Regions from separate parts of the Homo sapiens genome. Here regions 2, 3, 4 and 5 are each linked to region 1. A link is a contact called in ENCODE Hi-C or POLR2A ChIA-PET data. All regions are on one chromosome and are shown on one strand. The core of a region is the stretch at or near the end of the contact, and the rest is flanking DNA. Distances in the headings are between cores, read along the strand shown. Region 1 holds the start of KANSL1-AS1 (KANSL1 antisense RNA 1). Region 2 holds the start of MAP3K14 (mitogen-activated protein kinase kinase kinase 14). Region 3 holds the start of FMNL1 (formin like 1). Region 4 holds the start of GOSR2 (golgi SNAP receptor complex member 2). Region 5 overlaps LOC101927060 (a long non-coding RNA gene).

Evidence for each region. A loop is a pair of places that touch in the nucleus more often than their neighbours do. ChIA-PET counts read pairs that join two places held with the same protein, here RNA polymerase II (POLR2A). Pooled maps may share reads with other maps.
Region 2: a map of CD8-positive, alpha-beta T cell shows a loop between it and region 1 (16-fold over the local background). The contact joins the promoter of MAP3K14 here to the promoter of KANSL1-AS1 in region 1. A Hi-C loop is called at or near these places in 3 of 168 maps with a recorded cell type or tissue (CD8-positive, alpha-beta T cell and naive thymus-derived CD4-positive, alpha-beta T cell), 5 of 37 single-sample maps with no recorded cell type and 14 of 50 pooled maps. POLR2A ChIA-PET finds 5 or more read pairs at or near these places in 2 of 52 experiments (B cell and activated CD4-positive, alpha-beta T cell).
Region 3: a loop to region 1 is called in a map with no recorded cell type, with 4 times the contacts of the local background. The contact joins the promoter of FMNL1 here to the promoter of KANSL1-AS1 in region 1. A Hi-C loop is called at or near these places in 2 of 168 maps with a recorded cell type or tissue (CD4-positive, alpha-beta memory T cell and naive thymus-derived CD4-positive, alpha-beta T cell), 5 of 37 single-sample maps with no recorded cell type and 12 of 50 pooled maps.
Region 4: a loop to region 1 is called in a map of CD8-positive, alpha-beta T cell, with 7 times the contacts of the local background. The contact joins the promoter of GOSR2 here to the promoter of KANSL1-AS1 in region 1. A Hi-C loop is called at or near these places in 1 of 168 maps with a recorded cell type or tissue (CD8-positive, alpha-beta T cell), 5 of 37 single-sample maps with no recorded cell type and 11 of 50 pooled maps.
Region 5: a map of B cell shows a loop between it and region 1 (5-fold over the local background). The contact joins the enhancer-like site here to the promoter of KANSL1-AS1 in region 1. A Hi-C loop is called at or near these places in 1 of 168 maps with a recorded cell type or tissue (B cell) and 5 of 50 pooled maps. POLR2A ChIA-PET finds 5 or more read pairs at or near these places in 1 of 52 experiments (A549).

What each region holds. Positions count from the first base shown.
Region 1 is chr17:46,192,227-46,194,926 of GRCh38, reverse strand. KANSL1-AS1 (KANSL1 antisense RNA 1) reads right to left here and starts at 1,354. Exons shown (of 2, transcript NR_034172.1): 1 at 1,189-1,354. KANSL1 (KAT8 regulatory NSL complex subunit 1) reads left to right here and starts at 1,498. Exons shown (of 15, transcript NM_015443.4): 1 at 1,498-2,104.
Region 2 is chr17:45,315,626-45,318,366 of GRCh38, reverse strand. MAP3K14 (mitogen-activated protein kinase kinase kinase 14) reads left to right here and starts at 1,347. Exons shown (of 16, transcript NM_003954.5): 1 at 1,347-1,407.
Region 3 is chr17:45,220,499-45,223,244 of GRCh38, reverse strand. It overlaps FMNL1 (formin like 1), which reads right to left and starts at 1,360. Exons shown (of 27, transcript NM_005892.4): 1 at 992-1,360. The coding sequence starts at 1,120. FMNL1-DT (FMNL1 divergent transcript) reads left to right here and starts at 1,480. Exons shown (of 3, transcript NR_147507.1): 1 at 1,480-1,896. RefSeq lists enhancers at 1-321, 322-822 and silencers at 669-963, 886-995, 1,276-1,325, 1,336-1,785.
Region 4 is chr17:46,921,651-46,924,420 of GRCh38, reverse strand. GOSR2 (golgi SNAP receptor complex member 2) reads right to left here and starts at 1,261. Exons shown (of 6, transcript NM_004287.5): 1 at 1,200-1,261. The coding sequence starts at 1,228. It overlaps GOSR2-DT (GOSR2 divergent transcript), which reads left to right and starts at 1,550. Exons shown (of 3, transcript NR_186460.1): 1 at 1,550-1,610. It also overlaps a transcript of LRRC37A2 not described here. RefSeq lists an enhancer at 561-1,285.
Region 5 is chr17:47,066,306-47,069,053 of GRCh38, reverse strand. The region is part of intron 2 of LOC101927060 (a long non-coding RNA gene); the gene reads left to right. Among named protein-coding and RNA genes, the nearest start is that of RPRML, 88 kb to the right of the region's middle. RefSeq lists enhancers at 1-403, 404-905. Within about 2 kb of position 1,498, at least 38 of the 41 ENCODE cell types and tissues checked have a DNase peak (open chromatin) inside an H3K27ac peak, as active enhancers do; they include B cell, where a contact is called at or near this core.

The DNA.
Region 1 (2,700 bases), core at 105-2,604:
TGTGATTTTAGGAGTACAAATGGAAATTCGCAGAAACCTAGGTGCAGATGTTGCAGGGGCAGGTGAGTTAGTGTAACTTTGTGGGAAGACTAAAACCGTTCTGTAACGACTGTGAGGGTGTTTTTTGATAAGCAGAAGTGACGTATAATGCCGGATATTGGTTCTGGTAAGCCACAAAAAAGTGTGAAGCATTTTGCGTCTTCCTTTTTGGTAGTAGAGCATACATACCCTTCTTATCTGCCGAATTTGATGATTTAATGATTTGAACGATTTTTTCTTCAGTCATTTAAGCCAGTTTTGATGAATCCTAGATTAGTCTTTTAAATCTCAAGATACTCCACTCATCTTTTGGCAACTTTAAAGGGTGGTAGAATTACACTTTGTGTGACACTTTGTATTACATTATGTTTATGAATTCTTTAAGTCTAGGAAAGGTTCCATTATTTTAAAGGTCCTATTTTGGGGACAATATAAAGTTCTGTACTGATAAACTGGTCATGAGAAATGATAAGGTGCCACCACTTTAAACCAACTCTGGTAACGAGGTGGGAAGTTGGCTTTTTGTTGTGAGACTTGTGTTTCTTTATGGAGTTCTTTGTTAAACTTTTAGCATGGCAGTGAACTTCCTTTTGGTGGCGGCAGGAAGCATAAATACTCATTGTGTAATGCCATTTGCCTGTTTTGGCGGATCTGCCAAGCCATGACACCCAAAACAAGACGCGTGTTTCTTCACGAAAACTACAGTTCCCAGCGGGCCCGGCGCCGGCGGGGCCATCACTTCCCCTCTGGCTCCCGGCTGTCCCTTCCCGGGCTGGCCCGGCGCGGGCCCTGGCTGGGGCCTGCGCAGTGACTACGTGCACCCTCCCCACCCCGCCCAACTCTGGTGGCTGCGGAGCGCGGTGCTGGGGCTAGTGCCCAGCCGTGCTGCAGTATACGGAGGCTGGCTGCTAGGGACAAAGGGCGGGCGGCGGAAGCCGCTTCACTGGTCAGGGAGCTTTCTGCAGGGTTAGCCTTGGAATAGTGTGGTGCCGACGGCCTTACCCTCTTTACTACACAGTGCAAACAGTTCCTCGCTCACGTCCTCTCGCTCCGCGGCGCCGGCCCGCCCTGCCCCTCAACTGGCGAGCCGCACCGCCGGCCCCAGCACGGAGGGCATGTGACGGCGTCAGTGCCTCAGGTTAGACTCACCTCGGCCGCAGCGAGGGCTGGCTTCCCCCTGCCGCAGTGCTGCGTGCCGTCGCCGCACGTCCGGGGCAGCTGGGGCCGGGCGCCGCGGCCTCCGCAGATGGAGGTACAAAAACATCGGCCACGGCGAGGAGCCATGACTGAGGCGGCGGCGGCCGCGCCTCCTGGCGGCCCGCGGGGGCGGCGCGGCGGGCGCCCCCTGGCGGCGCGCCGGGGTGGAGCGGCCCTTCGCCGCCGCAGCCGCAGCCGGCGGAGGCGCTGCTGTCCCTCCTCCCCGTGTCCCCGGCGCTCGCCCGCTTGCTCGCTCGCTCCATTCTCCCTCCGCTTCAGATTAAAGGGGGGGAGGGAAAAGGAGCTCGGCCGCCATTTTCCCAGTGCCGCCGCCACCGCCGCCACCGCTCGCCGAGCCGGCGGGAGAACCGAGCACCGTAGCGAAGCCGACTCGTCTCGCCGCGGCGGCGCGGGGGGCGGCTGAAGCGCGCTCCCCGGCTGGAAAGAGGCGGCCGGGGGTGGCGGCCTGGGTGCGGGTTCGGGCTGCAGACGGCGGTGCTTGTTTGTGCGGGGCGGGGGGGCGGTTTCACTCTCTGCCCCCGCCCGCCCGCCCTCCCGGCCGGGCTGCGGTCTCCAGCCGTGCTCGGGCCCCGTCGGTGCGGAGCAAGGCCGGGAAAGGGCCCGAAAGAGAAGAAAAAGCAGCCGCTCCCCGCCGCCGCCTTCCCCTCCCCCTCTGCCTCGCCCCCCCGCCCGGAAAGTCAGGGCGGCTCCGGGCGTCGGGGGGAGGAGAGCGGCGGGCCCGGGCCGGAGCCGCCGTCGCGCGCCCCCGCCCGCCGCTGGCCCTCGGCGCCCAGGCCGGGGGGCTGTTTGCAAACTGCGCCCATTTTGTGGGGCTGAATCCGCCCGGGCTACGCTCCTCCATCACGTGGTAGGTGCTGCTGCTGCTCCTCTCCTCCTCCTCCTGCTGCCCTTTCTCCTTCTCCTCGCTCTCCCTGTGGCTCCCATTTCTCTCTCTCTTTGTTAGTTGTAACTAGAAAGGCAGGGCAGGGTAGAAAAATCCCCCGGAACTTTAAATGGCCTCTCCGGGCTTCCCTGCTGCGGGTCCGGGCTGGGAGTCGCCCCAAGGGCGGGGGTGTGCGGGGGCCCTTCCCCAGGAGCTGCCGCCTCGTTCGCCAGCTTTTCCTTTGGCGTTCTATTTAAAAAGGCGGCCTGAAGAACATGATTTATTCCCGTAAAAGAACCCCCCAAACAAACTCTGGCTCTCGCCTTGAACTTCTCTTGACTGCAAAAGGCCTTTCTCTGCTCGAAACACACATCTTGGCGCGTTGCACGGTTTGTATCACAACTCTGATTGTTTCATTTATTATTTTTGTTGCCTGTAAATTCAGGTCACTTACGTTTTCAGATGTAGTCTCCCTCAGGCGGACTTTTTTTTTTTTTAAACTAAAGAGGAAGAGGGATTTATTTGCTTTTAAGTGAGTTGGAATCTTAACTGCCTTTTTGGGGGCCTGTTTTCCGGCTGAC
Region 2 (2,741 bases), core at 98-2,597, 880 kb after region 1:
CACACCTACCATGGACCCTTCATGGAAGTGGGATGCCCAGGGTAGGAGTACATCTTTTATTTTGCAATAAAAAAAAAAGTTTGGATTTTTTTTTTAAAGGACTGCCTCACTCTGTTACCCAGGCTGGAGTGCAGTGGCACGATCATGGCTCACTGTAACCTCAGACTCTCAGCCTCCCCTCTAGCTGGGACTGCAAGTGCAAACTACCACGCCTGGCTATTCTTTTATTTTTTTGCAAGGACGAGGTCCTTGCTATATTGCCCAGGATGTTCTCCAACTCCTGGCCTCAAGCGATCCTCCTGCCTTTGCCTCCCAAAAGCGCTGGGATTACAGGAGTGAGCCACCGTGCCTGGCCTGGAATTTATTACAAATAAAATACAAGCTCAGTGTGGAAACACTAGATAATACAGAGGGGCAAAAGTTAGAAAAAGTTTCTATACCTTCCCTACTCCCCACCCCCGACCCCCATTCAGAAAGAAGCACTGTTGACACTTCAATGCATATTCTGAACTCCAGGTCCTTTCTTTGCATACATCAAGCTCTCATCCTCTTGCTGGCTCTGTGGTCTGCAAACCCAGAGAGCAGATGCTTTGCTCAGCGCTCGTACCACGCCACGCACCCACATGCTCTCTTTGTACCTGGGTTTCAACCCACAGGTCGGGCCCCTGTAAGCCCTTGGCTCCCCAAGCTTCTCGAGGGCAGGCACTGTAACCTTCTTTACTCATTCCAGGGATTCTACAGGACCAGGCACACGGTAAGAGCTCAATAAAAACGTCTCTACCCCCACCACCTCCCGCCTCAGCCGCCACCGCTTGGCAGCAGAGAGGAAGCGGAACGCGCGCGACCCACGAGGGAGAGCGCCTCGCTGTCTCCAAGGTAACCGAAGTCAGTGGCAGGGAGTGCCCACGCATGCGCACACTCGCCCTTCCTTCCCGTAACCTCGAGAACGCAGCTGGTAAGACTGCCAGAAGCCGAGGGCGCATGTGTGGTTCCACCAACACCCTAGTCGCCTCCGCCTTCTGTCAGTCCGCCCGCCCAGCGATCTCCCTTCTACAAACATCGTCCGGAAATAGTGCCCATTTCTGGAAACCAGGCCTCGTTAACCAATCGTTGCTAGGGAGCGGGAAGACGGGCTTGCCGGGACGACCGTCTCATTGGTTGGCGTAGGGGAGTGGGCGGGGCCACGGGTCGCGGTGCGGCCAAAGAAAGGAGGCGCGAAGCGAGGCAAAGTTACAGCCTCCGGGGGAGGCGTGGCCCCGGGGGCGGCCGAGAAGGCGAGGGGGCGGAGCCCGGGACCGGGGCGGGGCGACCACGGGCCGGGAGCTCAGCGGTCGGCGGCCGGCGGCGGGAGATCGCGGGCGAGCGGAGCGCAACACTCGCTTGGTTGGGGAGATCGGCGCTTGGCCGGTAGGTGACGGGGCGGGACCCTGGGGCCCGGTGCGAGGCGACCAGGGAGCGGCTGGGATGGATCGCCTCTCAGCCCCGGGCTGGGCTGCGGCCTGGCCCCTCGCCCCGGAGCAGTGGGGTCGGCGGCCAGGCCAGCGCAGTCCGACGTACCCCGTCCAACCCACTCGCAGCGGTCCGCGGGCGCGCCCTCGCACGCGCTGCCGGTGCCGCGCTCGCCCCGGGCCTCCAGGCCGCGCACTCCTGCTGGCCACACGCTGGCTCCGAGCGCGCGCAGGGGCCGCCTGCTTCCCCTTCACTAGTGCCCCGCGCCGCCGCCAGGCCCGCCCGCCTGCTCTGCGCCCCAGTGCCCCCAGGATGGAGCTCGCCTGCCGCGGGGCGGACGTGTCTCCTGCAGGAGTGCGCCCTGGCATCTGCCCTGGCGTGAAACCCTCCCGGCCTTTCATGGGAAGTTCTCAGGTCACACCTCAAGGCGGGGAGCAGGAGCTAAGCCTGTCCTCAGCATGCAGCGGGGCAGTGCTGGCCGCCCGCAGCATCCTCCCTCCGCCCTCGGACCCCAGTCCTCCTCTGTAATTCTTCTGGGCTCTCCAACTCGGGACTTTATCTGTCGGTTCAAATATAACATTCCCATCTTGGAAACCCATCGTGGCCCTGGCATCTTGCAGCCACTGGGCACCAGGCAGAGAGGGGCCACTTGTACGTACGTTTCCCACCTGCCCGGGAGCCTCCTTAGTGCTGGGTAGCTTCAGAAAAAGTGTTTCCTTCCTAGTCGAGGTTAAAAAGTTGCTCTCGGCCCTAAAGGGTGGACTGGAGGTATGAATGAGGGAGAGGATAAGTGGTGAAAAGGTACATACATCAGCAAAGTAAATGGTAAAACTACTTTTGATCGCTGGAGACAATGAACACCAATGACTTAATTAAGGACTTTAAAAGCACATGAAATTAAATGATTAGAGTGAGGTCATGATATAAAATAGGAGTCTGGAGTTTATTCCAAGAAAAATGTTGGAAACCCCTTGACTAGAAACATGGTCTTTCTGAAAGATTAGAAGGAGACAGTATCTTAACATTAGTGATGTGTTTTTTGCTTAGTGTCTTCATACCTGTGAGCTCCGTTTTCCTTCAGATGGCTGTGTGGTAAGACAGATTGTAGTGTCTTGTTTTATGGGCGAGGCACCTGAGGCAGGTGTGTATGAGGGAGTGGGGGTGGTATATATCTTGCCTGATGCCTCATAGCTGGGACTAAGGATGGGTCTTTCCCAGAATCCTAGATCAGGACCACATTATAGAACTGAGATGCAGAAAGGAGGGAGAAGTTTTTGGTGTGGTTTTTATGC
Region 3 (2,746 bases), core at 111-2,610, 970 kb after region 1:
AAATGCATCTGGGAGAAGGCACAGCCTCATTTTGCCTGTCACCCAGCGTCCAGCAAGGGAAGGCTGACAGCAGGCAGGCCACCAGGCAATTAGTTAGAGGAGGGAGCCAGGGCCAGGGCGTCGGGGGTGGGGAGAGTGAGAGTGAGCAGCTCTTCCTCTCCCTACTTCTGCCTTATGCAGGGTCTTGGAGACCCCTGAGTCTGCTCTGGAGCCCCCACCCCACTGAACATGTTGACTGTTTCCAGGCTCGGCCTGAGCTGCTGGTTCCCTCCCAGAGACCTATTCCCCAGCGACCCCGCTCCAATTCCCCAGGTAGGCACAGAGGGGGGTGGTTCCAGATTTTGCTCCACCCCTAGCCTGGGCGACCCACCCGTCCTGACCCCACCCTCCCTCATCTTACTCCCTTCAGTGGCTTGGAAAGGATGCCCCAAGATAAAGACCCACAGGCACCCTGGCTCTGACATATGGCGGGGTAGAAACACAGATACCTCCTGGCCATGATCCGACAACCCCATTCCCCGCAGCCCAGGCGCCCAACAAATCAGGACCCAACACCTCCAGCAGGTCTCCCGCTCCCGGGAGGTTGTAACCCTTTCATCTTTGACTCCAGACACAGAAAGGCAGATGCCCCAGACCCGCGCCCGGTGGCTGGGCCTGCGTGCAGTGGGGAAGGGGGCGACCCGGGACCCCTGTGCGTGCCCCGCTCCCAACTTCTTCACAGGACATACTTGTTTAGACCTTAAGACCCAGCTGGGGTGGAGGCGTCTTAGGGAGGGAGACCGGGCGATAACTGAAGAAAGTTTTGGGGGGAGAGTGCTAAGTCACTCTGAAAAAAAGGCCACTGTCGCTCCCACCTCCTGGAGGGGGCAGCTGCCGGACCGGGGATCTCCAAGCGGCACCTGAGTCCCCGGGGGCGGGGACGCGCGCCCAGCCCCTGCCGCGCCCCTGCCGCCCCCCGCCCGCGCCCGACCCGCCTCCGGGTCGCACTCACCAGGGCGCGGTTGAACCTCTCCTCCAGCTCTCCGGCCGCGGGCATCGGCTGCTTGGGAGGCGCGGGCTGCTTGGGGGGCGGCGCGGCGGGGCCCGCGGGCTGCTCGGCGCTGCCGGCCGCGTTGCCCATGGTGGTCCCCACCCAGCCGGCCAGGCGCCTCCAGCCTCGGAAATCCAGCTTTCCGGGGGACGGGGACGAGGCTCCCGGCCCGGGCGGGGGCGAGGGGGCAGCGGCTGGCGGTGGCGGCGGGGGTCTCGGCAGCGGGGGGCGCTCGGCTCAGCGGCGCGCAGGGGCCGGAGCGCGGCGTCCCATCGGGGCGGCCCCGTCCGTGGGACCGGGCGGCGAGCTGCAGGGTTGGGGGAGGAAGTCAGGCTGCAGGCCGCCGGGGCCAGAGGGCTGGGCCGGGGGCAGGAAGCTGCGGCGCTGGCTCCCCCCTCGGCGATTTTCGAACTTCTGCTGTCGCTCCCCGTGCGCGCAAACCGCAGTTCGCCGCCGCCGCCGCCGGGCACCCAGCCCCAGGGGGGCGGGCTGGAGGGAGGGGGCGGGCGCTGGCCGGGGGACCCCCGCAACCATGGCGGGCGGGGAGTGGGCTGCCGAGCCGCTTCACCTGCCGCAGAGGGGGCGGCCGGCGCCGCTTCACCTGCCGGAGCGGGAGGCCACCGAGGCGAGGCCGAGGCGGCGGCGCGCTCGGCGGCGCCTCCGGGTCCTAGAACCGCATCCTCCCGCTCGCCTCGGGCGAGGGATTGGCCGGGTCTGGGTGAAGGGGATCACGGCCTGGGGATTGGAGGGGCACATCTTCTCCGCACCGAGGATCTCAGCGACTGCGAGCACGGCTCGGAGACCCACGGTGGTGCAGCGTTGGGGCGCCAGGGCTGCGTTCCCGTCTCGCGTCCCGGACTGAGAAGGTGGGAACCCCCTTCCAGGCCCCCCACCTTTTATTTCTCTCCTCCCCTGCTTAGCCCAGAGACGAGCTGAGGACGAGGGGGAGCCATCTCCAAACAGGAACTCCTAAACAGGGTGGGGGGCGCGGACGCAGGCCAGTGGAGACCCCCGCCACCTGTCCCACCTCGACCAACCGTGCGCCTGTGCAGGGCACCCCTACAGGTTTTAGAATGGGGGCACCTATGGAATATGGCAGGCTGCGAGAAGCTGGGCCCGCCAAGGTGGTCCCAAGGAGGAGTGGGGGGTTGCGGAAAGGAGGATGAGAGCCAGCCACAAGGCTGGAAAAGGAGTGGGCACCGCAGAGGAGGGAAAAAGAATCTTGACACTGTCACCGCCAGGGATCTAGGGGGGCCTCTTACCTTGGAGAATAACAATCTCTGATGTCTGCTAATTACAGAAATACTTTCAGAGCTCTTTCATTCATCCTGACAATGGCCAGAGAAGGTAGGTATTGGTAGCCTTATTTTAGAGATGGGGAAACTGAGGCTGAGAGTAGGTAAGTAAGCTGTCCAAGGGCACTCAGCTAACAAAGGACAGAAGCAAGCCTCCTCACTGTCTACCTCCAAAACCTACACTGGCTTGGAGTTGCTGTCCTGGCCCTCCACTGCCCATCTCATGTAGGACGGGAGAGTATGGGGGGCTGGGGTCCCATCTATAGCCTGAATTTGAGACTTTCAGTTGCTCCTCTCATTCCCCATTTAATTTGTGGGGATCCCCAACTGACCCCTCCCTACACTTCCAGGGCACTGAGGAGGGAGGGCCCGCTGAAGGAGCCCCGAATTATCTCTAGGCCAGGTCAGGAGCCATTAGTGT
Region 4 (2,770 bases), core at 12-2,511, 730 kb before region 1:
TTCATAGCAGTATTATTCTCAACAGCCCAATGGTGGAAACAACTCAAGTGTCCATCAACAGATGAATGGATAACAAAATGTGGTAGACACATAAAACGGAATATTATTCCGTCATAAAACAGAATGAAATTCTGGTAACAGGCTACAATATAGATGAACCCTGAAAACATTAAGTGAAATAAGCCAGATACAAAAGGACAAATTCTGTATGACTCCACTTATATTAAGTATCTAGAATAGGTAAACTCATAGAGAGAAGTAAAACAGAGGTTACTAGGTGTTCTGGAAGGAAGAAATGAAGTGCTACTGATTAACAGGCACACTGGGATGATGAAAAAGTTCTGGAAATGGATCGTAGTGATGTAAGTTGTGAATGTACTCAATGTCACTGAATTGTACACTTAAAAATTGTTAAAACAGTAAATCTTATGTTGTGTATATTTTACAATAAAAAATAAAAATCATAAAATTCCGTCCCTCCAAAACAGGGTAAAAATCATAATTCTGCCCCCCGCCCCCAAAAATAGGGTAAGTATGGCCCCATTAATACTCAACTACGTATCTCAGCAATTCCGAAAGTGCAGGACGATGCGAATAAAGGACACTACCAAGGAATTTAAGTTATGAGAAACTAAATTACAATTTGATTTTCTTAGCGATAACCTGTAACCAGATACGATTAACAAGTAATAATAGTGAATGCTACGTGGACAGCAATTTCTTTGTACCATAAAAATGTGGTCTTTAGTATAAATCGAATAAGAATACAAATACTTTCCCGTACGTGCCCTGACTCTCCAATTAAACAGTACACTCCTACGGCCAGGGGCCGTGTCTCCTACTCCGTGTCTCCTCTCGAGGTCTACCAACCAGGAGCACCGAGTTGACAAGTGCTGGACAAAGTTTTATAACCTGCAGGTGCCAGTTTCCCGTCACCCAGTCTACCCAGCAGGTAGTCACGAACTTGCAGACCCCAGGAGTCATCTGCCCCACGTCTCCAGGCCCCAGCCTGAACCCACTGTCTGTGGCTGACCTGGGAGTCCCGCCAAGGATTAAGCACTTCGGAGGCATCCCCAGCAGTGCCCTGGCGGAAAAACTCGGCCTCTACCCTGGCTGACGTCCGAGGCCTCAGCCCCAGAAGCCAGGCTCACCTGGCCTCGCCTCGTCTAGCCCCTGCCCGCTCCCCGACCGGCCCTCACTTGTGCGTTTGCTGGAACAGGGGATCCATGTCGCCGGCCCCGCAGGCCACGGCTCCGGCTCTGGCTTCCTCGGAACACGTCCTCACAGCCCCCCTTCCGGTTTCCGGCTTCCGGTCGCAGGACCCTCCCTCCCCTGCCGGCCAGGGCTGCCCGCACGCGCGCCTTACTAGCAGTGGTTGCGAGATCGGAGAAGGGGAAGGAGAAATGAGGCCGGCGACGGAAGGATAAGTGTAGTCACAGGCTCGGCTTCACGTGAAGGGCAAGGCGGTGTACATGTTCGCTGAAGGCTAGCCTCAGGATTCAGTCAGGCGTTAGGAAGGACAATCGCGGGATACTAACGAGAGGTCCTCAGAGCAAAGTTGAAGGCGAGCCGCTATCATCTGCTGTTCTCTGCCGCAGAGAGGACTGGAGGTTCTTGCTTGGCTTCACTTTAAACCATTTAATCGGGGGTCTGGAGATTTCGCTCTTCACTGTTTTTCCTGGCGCAAGCTTTTCCTGTTTCGCATTTGTCTACTCACTCTCCCGCCTATCTACCCCCCATTCCTATTTATCCATCCAGTAAACCTACATTGAATGAGTGGTTATTATGTGTCATGTGTAAAGTAGGGAAAACCGGGTTCCTCCTGCCCTCAAAGAGGTTCTGGTCTGGGAAAGGAAATAAGATATGTATACTCTCAAAAGACAAAATTACAAGAAATGTAGTTATAGATTTTTTTTCTTTATTTTATTATTTTTTATTATTATACTTTAAGTTCTAGGGTACATGTGCACAACGTGCAGGGTTGTTACATATGTATACATGTGCCATGTTGGTGTGCTGCACCCATTAACTCGTCATTTACATTAGGTATATCTCCTAATGCTATCCCTTCCCCCTCTCCCCACCCCACAACAGGCCCCGAAGTGTGATGTCCCCCTTCCTGTGTCCAAGTGTTCTCATCGTTCAGTTCCCACCTATGAGTGAGAACATGTAATGTTTGTTTTTTTGTCCTTGCGATAGTTTGCTGAGAATGTTGGTTTCCAGCTTCATCCGTGTCCCTACAAAGGACATGAACTCATCATTTTTTATGGCTGCATAGTATTCCATGGTGTATATATGCCACATTTTCTTAATCCAGTCTGTCATTGTTGGACATTTGGGTTGGTTCCAGGTCTTTGCTATTGTGAATAGTGCTGCAATAAACATACATGTAAATGTGTCTTTATAGCAGCATGATTTATAATCCTTTGGGTATATACCCAGTAATGGGATGGCTGGGTCAAATGGTATTTCTAGTTCTAGATCCCTGAGAAATCTCCACACTGTCTTCCACAATGGTTGAACCAGTTAACAGTCCCACCAACAGTGTAAAAGTGTTCTTATTTCTCCACATCCTCTCCAGCAGCTGTTGTTTCCTGACTTTTTAATGGTCGCCATTCTAACTGGTGTGAGATGGTATCTCATTGTGGTTTTGATTTGCATTTCTCTGATGGCCAGTGATGATGAGCATTTTTTCATGTGTCTGTTGGCTGCATAAATGTCTTCTTTTGAGAAGTGTCTGTTCATATCCTTCGCCCACTTGTTGATGGGG
Region 5 (2,748 bases), core at 249-2,748, 870 kb before region 1:
TTGAGGGGCAGCTGGTGGAAGGAGACTCTGCACTAAGTTCTCAGGTTGAATGGGAGTGGGGTCGAGGGAAGCAATGGACGCAGAGTTGGGGTAAAGACATGCGGTGGTGTCAGCGGGGGTGAAAGGACACGGAGATGTCATTTTTTAACAAGATTGGGTGAGGGTGGTAGGAAAGGAGGCAGTAAGAGTTCAGGACAGTTTAGCAAAGACTTAGGGATGGGGTGTCCTCAGGACGGCAGGAGACGGAAAAGAAGGTATACAGTGGCTAGGAGACTAAGGATGAGAAGACACTGTTAAGACTTGGAATAAGGCTGAGATCGGAGTTATCCAGAAGAAAGCGGTGAGCTCAACAGGGCACCAACTTCCTGGGGCTGGACTACGGCTGCGCAAATCCCACCCAGCCCAAAAAAGTAAGTGTGAGGAGAGAAGGGAAAAACTAAAAAGGAAAATCAGAAAAAAACAAAAGAGATGGACGGCAGTGCGTGCGCAGGGGCAGTACCCATGCCGTTGCCCGGCCTGCCAGCTGCAGGAGCAGGAGAACTCGGGAATGAGGAAGAAACCAGGAAATGACAGAAAGAAAAAAAAAAAAGAACGCAAATAGAGAAATGGAAAAAATAAGAAAGATTGGAAAAAACAGAAATTTTGAAAAAAGGATAATACTAAAAAAATAAATAGTATAAAAGGAAGGCAAAATGTTAAGGCATGTCAAAAATTATCTGTAAAAGTCATAAAAAATGCTATAAAAAGAATTTATGCAAAACATATTATATAATTTAAAACTAATTTGGCCTCCTAAATGTAAAACTATTAAGTTTATGTGCAAGGTGTATAAGGAAAATAAAATACACTTTTAATAAAAGGATTATAAAGAGGCATAAAAATTTGAATTCTTACCTACATTAAAAGGTCAAAAAAATTTGTTTTAAAAGTTTAAGCAAGTTTTAAAATGTTAATTATAAAAAAAATTCTGTGTATAAACATATCGGCTAAAGTTAAAGGGGTATCATCCAGTTTTTCTATGAACTGAACATAAAAATAAAAGCACAATAGGTTTTTCTTAAAGCACTAACCTGCTCTTTAACAAAAATTATAAAGGGTTAAAAAGAATCTATAAAAATCTTACCTTATAGTCAAACGTTAAAATTAAATAATATCTACAAGGTTTTATTAAAATGTAGTTTAACATTAATAGTACACTAATATAAAGGTAAAATTTAACTTATCTCTTATAAAATCATACAGGAAACATTATCAAACATAAAATGATGTTTGACTTTCTTTATTCTAAAAACTAATAAAAATAGGTGCTAAAAATTTTCCAAATGAAAATAAATATTGCTAAACCAAAGAGAAATGTTATCTAAGCCCCGTATAAAAAATAAATAAATCTTGTTCCAATTGCATCAAAAAACCCATTAAGGGCCCTCCAGCACAGGGTTAATACCAACGAGTTTCCACCTCCAGCTGCTCCTAGAGTGGCCACAGCATGAGCCATCTGGTGGGGGACCTAGCCGCCAACAGACACTTCCTGTACAGGGGAGGGGGGAGGGGGCCAGGCAGCCGTTAGACAGCACAACCGAACCCAACACCGGGGCCCAACGGCAGGGGCTTGGGCAGGAGCAAGGTCCGAGGGCTGCCAGGTAAGTCACAGGGCCACTCATCCCTAAGGCCACAACGCAAGGGAGCAATAAAGGCCACAGGGAGGCCAAGACCTTAAGGGGAGCCAGGCCGCCGCGTCCCCTAGGCAGCGCTCAGCGGGGAAGGAGTTGGAGGTGTCACTATGGGGCCTCAAGCCCCAAGATGTACAAAGTTCTAAGAAAAAACCCCAAAGTTTCCTTCAAAAGCAACATAAGAAAAAGTTAAAAAAAAAAAAACTTAAGAAGGCACTAAGGACTTATAGACCAAAAAATACCTATAGTTTGCCTTACTTACATTCTACTGCTAATGTCCCCACATTTAAAACAAAAAATCAGTTTCTCAAAAATTATATACTTATTTTCCACTTTCCCTTCCCTCAAAACTAAAAGCCTTTTAGCACAGGTACCACCCCTAACATTTCCAGTACACCAGCACCAGCTTGAAAACCACGTCCTTATCGAAAGATGTAAAAAAAAGAAAAATGCAAGCCAGCCTAGGAAGAAACCTACCTTAAGCTGCTGACCACCAAGACTGCCATTCGCACAGCAAAAAAATAAATTAACACGTCGTACCCAAGTCGAGAAAATGTCATCACCATAAAAGTCATAGGCCATTGCTCCAGGGTCAAGCCCTACCAAATTAAAACTAAAAAAACTTTATCTATCTTTTCTCTCCTTCAACTACTTCCCATCTTATTAATGTAACTAAATCTAACTCACCTCAAATTATTACTTTTAATGCCTGTTTAGTTATCACTCCTCTCTTACCAAATAACAAAACCAAAGTCTCTATAGTAAAAGTAAAAAACCTAAGGCAAACAACAAGACATCAAAATATAAATGCCTGGCTAAAATAAATGAAATATTCCGTTCACTCTTTAAACAAAAACAACTGTTACACTTGTGCGCACGGTGAACCAGAGGTCCAGGTTATCCACTTTCCACTCAAATAGTCTTCTAATCAACAAGACATAGACGACATGGTATCTCCTTTTCAAAATCCTACAGCCTAGGATAGTAAACTGTACCAAACTCTCTCTGCTATTTCCTGAAGTGCAGTAGTACCCTGCGGGTCTGCTCCCAAGAGCCATCCAGCCTCCCATCTTCCAAG